3 separate regions of the Homo sapiens genome follow, and regions 2 and 3 are each linked to region 1. The links are chromatin loops, found by intact Hi-C in ENCODE. Cell type or tissue: Panc1. All regions are shown on one strand.

Region 1 (2,500 bases):
GATGAAGGCGCTTTTTTATGTAGATAGTTGTCAAATTTGGTGTTCTTGTGGGGAGGATGACTGGTGGGGGCTTCTATTTGTTCTTTTGCTTTGACAATCAGTAGAGGCATCTATTTGCTCTGGCTTTCCATCTTGCTCTGCCTTTCTAGAACCGTGGATCTGGGACTACATTTTGTAATGATTAAGCCAATCTCAAGTATATTTGCTATTTAAATATAATTTTAAAAAGTAATCTGACACAGTAAAGAACAAAACAGATTATCAACAGAGAGAAAAACAATTAGTTGTTAAATTATTTGCTCATAAGGCATTTATTATATAGGCACATAATAATAAGCTCCAATAATTAAAGAAGAGCTCCCATGTGGATGGTTGCCATGCAGTAGAGGACATATCATGAGGTGCAACATGGGTTACCCGAATTTACAGAGTTCATAAATCTAGAAGCAATGATAAAAACACATCACACGTACTCCAACTATAGAAAACAAAGAAGTAAGATTGATAGCAAAGGTAACAAATGTACTGTTTAGCAGGGGATCATGTGAGAGATTTATTTATATTAAGGCTTGATTTGATCTGTTAATGTGGTATATTGGACAGATTTGGATTTTTGAGTCAGGAAGACCTGAATTCACTATTTTTCATGAGAATTTGCACATATAATTCATTCTACATCTCCCTACTTTACATGTTATAATAAAAAATTGGCACACTGTGCCAATATTATATATTTATATTATGTATATATTTGTATAATTAACATAAAATTGGCATAATATTACCAATTTTATAGTACTTTTGTGGGTATTAATTGTTTTTCCATATATAAAGTACTTAGCAGAATGTTAGCTTTTCCTATCTTCCATCTGGGAACTTCTCTAAAATTTAATTCCTGATTGGGTTTTGCTTATTTAGGTAGTCTTTTTTTTCACAATTTTTAATAAAGGGGCTGACATGCTAAGTAAAATGAGTACAGGCATCATCTATTGATTAAATAGAGTAAATGCCCCTGGATTAGGAGGAAAAACACAAGCAGCCTCCAAATCTACCCTACCCTCTAGTGGCAAATCTGGATAACTGCATAGTTCTATCAAATTCTGTGAAAATAGATTGTGAATGTAAAAATGTTATTTTAAATAACAGTAAGTGTTTTTTTTCATAGGGTTATTGGCTGCATGTCCTTGTTTGGTCACTTACAGAACTAATTTCAAAAAGGAGTTAAATTTTAGAGCTGTGGTAACAAAACACTGCTAGATTTGCAGCAATTCTGATGTAATCACAAAGCATAATTTCCTTATTAATGGTATAGATTTCTGGGCCTGTGTTAATTTGAGAAGTCTAAATGCTATTTGGTTATTTAAACTCAATTTTGACTTCAAAAGCTTTTTAAAGATGAAGAAACTGAATATGTTATAGGGATAGAAAATAATGACAGAGAAAAAACAAAATTATCAACACTCTTTAAATGATACACATCATCTGTGCTTCAATCGGTGCATTTTGTAGCTATAGACCAGAATGTCATCAATACTAACGTTAGATACAAGGTTAATATTACAATTATTATGATACCCTCAGAAGCAGGATTTTTTTTCTCTATTATTTCAATTGTCTCCTTTGTTTCACATCTGGATAATCTGAAGTTGATACTAGCAAAGGTTTGTTTGGGGAAGAAATATATGTGTCAATAAGCTCAACCACATTGTAAGATATGAGAGTTGTCTCTAATAAGAGATATGTTATTCACTATATTTAATGAAATCAAAGAAAATAATAGGCCTAAGTAATCTAGAATTGTGGGTTGCTGATTATAAAGCACAGCCAAATGAAAGCAAATCAACGATAGTGCAACAAAATGTGATCTGTTTAAGACTCAAAACAGTAGTTCTCAAAGTAGAAATTCCTGACCAGTGGTATCAGCATTAGCTGGGAACTTGTTTGAAATGCAAATTCTTAGACAGGGCCTAGACCTACTAAAGCAGGAACACTGGAGATTGGCGAACTCCAGGTGATTCTGGTGTATGCTAAAAGTTGATGTTAGGAGACTATTCTCCAGGGCATTTCTTCATATCTCAGATCAGTTTTTGTCCCAGACTATCTTTTCAATGATGTGTGTTTAGTGAAAAGCCTTGAAAGACAGAAGACCGTCTCCCTCCAGTGTAGAGGGTAGATTTGTTCCTAACCAGTATAATAAAGATGTCTTCATATGGGGCAAAGATTGGACAGTTTTGCTGGCAGCCCCTTTATAAGATTGGGAGGTTCCTAAACTTGGAATTCTTCACTGTGACATAGGCTTATTGTATGTGCAACATCCACCTGGGTCCACTTCTGCATCTTCTCTATGGACTTGTGGAACAAGGAGAACGTGAAGGTGATGAGGTCCGCTGTGATACAAGTCCTTTGTCTTTGACCCAAGAGTTTCCTGTCTCCTGCCAGCATCTGTGAAATTGTGGCAGGCTACTTTGTTAGCCTATAAGACTCTTTGGGGTCCTTTGCA
Region 2 (2,500 bases), 120 kb before region 1:
TGCTGCCCTATTAGGAGTAAAAAATATGTCATGCCCTCAACAGGACTTGTGAGAATTAAATCAAATCATGAATGCAATATCCACACCTCAGTATTGGCTCAGAAGAAGCCTGCAGTAAAAAACAGCCTTATTGCTTTCATTATTATTGTTATAATTCTCTAAAGCAAGTGACTTTCTGAGCTTCAGTGTTCTCATTAGCAAAATGAGGACAATTGCCCACCTCACAGGGTTTTGGCAGGGGAGGGTTAAATGCGGTACTGTGCATTAAGCACTCAGCATGCTGCCCGACCTCAGATCAGATGGGTAGCTCTTGTTGTTATTGCTATAAACGGGCACCAAACACACATGCAGTCTCCCTGTAGGACAAAAGCCTTCTACACCAAACTCATCCAGCATCTTGACAGTCTTCATGAATTCCATCTGCCTCATTTTGTCTCTCAAGGGAGAGAACGTGTGGGTCACTGTGGACTGTGAGTGAAGGGCCAGGAGGAAGGAACTCAGTGTTATTTTAGATTTTCCTTGAAAATCTAATCTGGTCATTTAGTTCATCCTCTTAGTTCTCAGGGAGGTGACCTCAGCTGTGTTAACACAGGACAATCAAACCAAGGTGATCAATGCTCCCCTTGAGAGTCCGGGCATTTCCCATGGTTAAGGTCACCTTGGTTCTACTTAGTCATATAGTTTGTTCTTGTGATTCCCCTAACAAGAGGAATGGCTCATTTATATCATTTCAAACATCCCCTAGGTCTTCTATTTAATTTACACCCAGCAGGTAAGTGTGTAAGGGCTACACTTACACAGCTGTCATTTCTGAGGATGGCCCAGCCTATTTTCTCTCTTGATATTGAAGCCAACTAAGATTCTTTGATAAAGATAAAAAGGCCGCTACCACAAGCTATAAGCTTTACAGTAAACATTTTTCAGTTGTTTTCAATAAGAATTTCACTGGCTTTCTTGGTTGGTGAATTTTTTTTTTTTTTTTGATATGGGAGATTGCCTCTGAAGAGGCACATGCCAACAACATTGGCCACTAGAGGGAAGTATTCTGCACGGACTGGAACAAGGAGGCAGATTCCTTGAACCTCAAACACCTGGGCAATGTGTGAACAGTCTGAATCAACAGGATGTAAGAAAACAAATTCCATCCATAGAATAGGGGCTGCAGGTGACCCCCATGCTTAGTAATTGCTAAGTCACTCGACTGCTTGGAAGAACTGTGCTTTTACCACTCCCCTGAGATTCGTGGGGCTGTGTCCCCAGGCTATTCATTTATTTATACAAAATCTATAATTCATCCCGCAAATATTTATTAGCACCAGAATGTGCTCAGCACTCATTTAGTTACTGGTTCTAGCCTTGAGCAAAACAAATGATGTCTCTGCTCTCACTGAGTTTACACTCTGACTGGGGGGAGACAGACAATAGACAAACATGCAAATATCTATTATATCAGGTGATGGTAAGTGCTATATGGAAAAGTAAGCAGGGTAAGGGGCTAGAACTCAATAGGTAGCAAAGAGCTGCAACTTTGAATAGGGTGGCCAGGGAAGAACTCTGATAAAGTTGGCTGAAAGAAGGGCCAAGGCAAGCTGCATAGACATCTGATGAAACAGTGGTCCAGAGGGAGAAATTTAAGTTCAAAGACACTAAGGCAGGTGCACGCTAGACATGTATAAGGCGCAGCTGTGCAGCTAGTGAGAAAAAAAAAGGTGGTTTCAAAAAGCTACACAAGTACAAATTGGAGTAAAACAGAACCCCAACGTTTCTTTACACCAAAGCCCAATAGCATTTGTCCAGCATTTTCTGGTCCTAGTTAAGAACACGGGCTATAATGGCAGAGAGACAGATTTGATTTGAGTGCAGGTTTTACAACTCACTAGCAAGCACTAGCACAGACGTTTTGGGCAAGTTGCTTAACATATGTGAGTAGCAGTTTCTTAGGGTAATTGTGAAAATTAAATGAGACTAATACAAATAAAGCACTTATCAGTGTATCTGGCATATCAAAATAACACAAGAAATTATATTACCTATACACAAGAAAGACAATATAGTTGCTACTATAAACCTACTGCTAGAGTATTAAAAAGAATCCAGCCAAATAGAAATGAAAAATAGGCATATTTTAGTAATGAAAACAAATGTTTAAAAAATAACAATAGCTGAAAATCCCACATACAAAAGGGTGGAATTGTATGAACTATGGAGACATGTATCAAACATTTAAAATGTATGTATAGCCAGGCGCGGTGGCTCATGCCTGTAATCCCAGCACTTTGGGAGGTGGAGGCGGGTGGATCACCTGAGGTCGGGAGTTCAAGACCAGCCTGACCAACATGGAGAAACTCTGTCTCTACCAAAAATACAAAAATTAGCCAGGTGTGGTGGTGTATGCCTGTAATCCCAGCTACTTGGGAGGCTGAAGCAGGAGAATTGCTTGAACCCAGGAGGCGGAGGTTGCGGTGAGCTGAGATCCTACCACTGCACTCCAGCCTGGGCA
Region 3 (2,500 bases), 100 kb before region 1:
ATTATCAAATTGCAAAACATCAGTGGCCACATATTCACTAACTTGCTAGAACTTTCAAGTAAAACTTCCTTTGCTATCTTATACAAGATAATTGAAGTTGTTTAAAATGTTTGTTTAAAAACAACTATGACTTCAACTACTTATCTGTGCAGATTCTATCATATCATATAGCCAAATAAAACAAAGCACTACTGTGTAAGTCTAGGCAGATATAACCAAAGTTCTGTTATTTGTAATACCATTTCTAATTTTGGGGATCACTGAAGTAGTGTCACCCTTATCACTGTACTTCATGATATGTGAAGGTCATAAATTTGAATTGTATATGATAAATATATACTACTGCTACTCATTTACTTTATATGTGTTGAAGCCTCTACAACATTTTTTGTTTGAAAAGATTTGCTTCTAAATATGTCCCTGGATAAGTTGGTTTCTATAATCCTTCTCTCCTCTGACATTATATCTAGATCCTTTTAAAAAATTAGAAAATATCTACTTGTATTTTCAGCCTTTGCGAATTTGAAGTAGGAAGTAGAGAAATGGCTGGGAATTATTTTAGTCCTGGAGCACTTAGAGGGGAGTCAGGCTTGTGCGGCTTCCAAATTTAGGGTTTAGGATCAGCCAGCAAGCAGCACAAAGCACCACAAACCTTTACGGAGGAAGAGGGGAACTATATGATGGGAGAACCACCCAGACACTGAAGTGGCAGGCATTGCGGTTTCCCTGGCTGGTGTGGGGCAGAAGGGCAAGGTTGTGCAACTCTGCTTTTGTCCTGCTCTGATTTTTAAAGTTATTACATCACAGGACTATGTGGTGTTGAGGCTGACAAACCCCTGGCAGATCAGATGAGTAAACTCAGACCAAGAAAAGGGAAACAACTTGCCCAAATGTTTAAGATCAGCTTCAGCATGATGGAGGCTAAGGCAAGCAAGGGGCAGAAGGAAATGAAGAGATGAGAGAGAGCAAGTCGGGTAAGAAGAGGCCCTTTCAAGCACCTCATAGCATTCAGGAGACATCCCAGCCCTTTAAAAGAAGTAAATGGTAAGTGTCTCTGTATTCAGAGATTGCCTCTCCTTAACACATTCTGGCTTTTGGATTGAGGCCTTGGGAGTCTCAGCTCCATTTCCAGAACGTATCAGCATGTTGCCTACCTTTAACTGTCGCTAATGTTGACATATATCATTCCCAAAAGCTTTCCCCCAAAGGTTCCTGACCTAGAGTGTTTATTTGATTGTCTGTGATGTCTGGCATATCTTTCCAACAGAGGAAATAGAGCCTATTCTTAATCACATTAATACATACCAAACAAAATAAATCAAAACGCACAACAAAAAAATCCAGAAACTTTATAGACAATTTAAAAAAACAATGCCCTTAAAGATATAGAAGAAAATTGTTTCCCCCTTTCCCATCCCTTCAAACCTGTAATATACCTAAGGAAAGATGGGACAATCAAGGATCAGAAAAGACTCCAGTTGTCATTGGATTTCTTTAAAACTTTTTTCCCAGGGCCACTAGAGGGCCAGGCACAAAGATGTGCAGACTTGGTTTGGGGCCTGGGAATCCCAGACGAAGCCTTAAAGCCACAGGGTCACCTAGCAGGGAGTCTCACTTACAAGATACAGTAGAGTTCCCCTTCCTGTGTCTGAGTGTTCTCATTGTTCAATTTCCACCTATGAGTGAGAACATGCAGTGTTTGGTTTTTTGTCCTTGCGATAGTTTGCTACCAACATGGCACATGTATACATATGTAACAAACCTGCACGTTGTGCACCTGTACCCTAGAACTTAAAGCATAATTTAAAAAAATCCAATAAACAGTCCTCTGGAAAAAATAAAGTTTCTCATCTACAGAAAAAAAAAATAGAGAAGGGTGGAGTTCAACAGACCTGGGTTCAAATTCCAGCTCTGCCTGTCACCAGCTGTGGGCCCTTGGACACATTTCTGTTTTCAGATTGCTCACTCATAAACGACTAATAACAGCATCTTCCTCACAGCACTGTTGTAAAGCCTAAGTAAAATATAGGTGTGAGTTGCACAGCATGGCACCTGGCGTACAGAAGCTACTTAAGATGTTGTTGCTATTTATTGTTATTATTAGGATGAATATCAGTTTGTAGGCTTGAGATAGAAAAAATTAGAAGTGAAGCTGATTACTTAGAAATCTTCTATCTCATTTTTCAGTTAAAATATTAATATAAAAGAAGGCTGCAACAGGCAATCTCAACAGTAGACCATGCTCTGTAGTAATTACACTTTACTGGGCTGGGTTTAGCTCCAGCTGAACTAGTACTCAGCTACTGTGGATGCCATGGGCTTTGCCACATCAATACTTAGCAAGTGAGTAATTTGGATGTTCTCTATGTAGCAATTTGTGTAGACAGCCAAAGCAGAAATGTACTTTAAGGCTATACAGATTGAATCTCTGTATTGATTAAATCATCAGATCTATTGTTGGTTGGCTATGTACCACGAGAATTTTGAAATAGGCAGGCCT

Evidence for each region. Hi-C counts contacts between places; a loop is a spot of excess contacts. Peaks named below come from ENCODE experiments on the same cell type or tissue, not always from the same donor. Only the 100,000 strongest peaks of a DNase experiment are listed, where the experiment ranks them.
Region 2: a loop joins it to region 1, with 3 times the contacts of the local background. A loop is called at or near these places in 43 of 110 quality-filtered maps.
Region 3: it touches region 1 in a loop (2.6-fold over the local background); 35 of 110 quality-filtered maps call a loop at or near these places.

Annotation. Positions count from the first base shown.
Region 1 is chr10:88,686,614-88,689,113 of GRCh38, reverse strand. No RefSeq gene overlaps it. Among named protein-coding and RNA genes, the nearest start is that of LIPK, 18 kb to the left of the region's middle. In Panc1, CTCF peaks have their summits at 864 and 1,079 (motif pointing left); no DNase peak of the experiment used is centred here; H3K27ac peaks cover 1,133 bases.
Region 2 is chr10:88,808,993-88,811,492 of GRCh38, reverse strand. The region is part of intron 2 of LIPM (lipase family member M); the gene reads right to left. Among named protein-coding and RNA genes, the nearest start is that of LIPM, 7.5 kb to the right of the region's middle. In Panc1, CTCF peaks have their summits at 817 and 1,026 (motif pointing right); a DNase peak (open chromatin) is centred at 1,082; H3K27ac peaks cover 402 bases.
Region 3 is chr10:88,791,153-88,793,652 of GRCh38, reverse strand. No RefSeq gene overlaps it. Among named protein-coding and RNA genes, the nearest start is that of LIPM, 10 kb to the left of the region's middle. In Panc1, CTCF peaks have their summits at 1,319 and 1,533 (motif pointing right); a DNase peak (open chromatin) is centred at 1,522.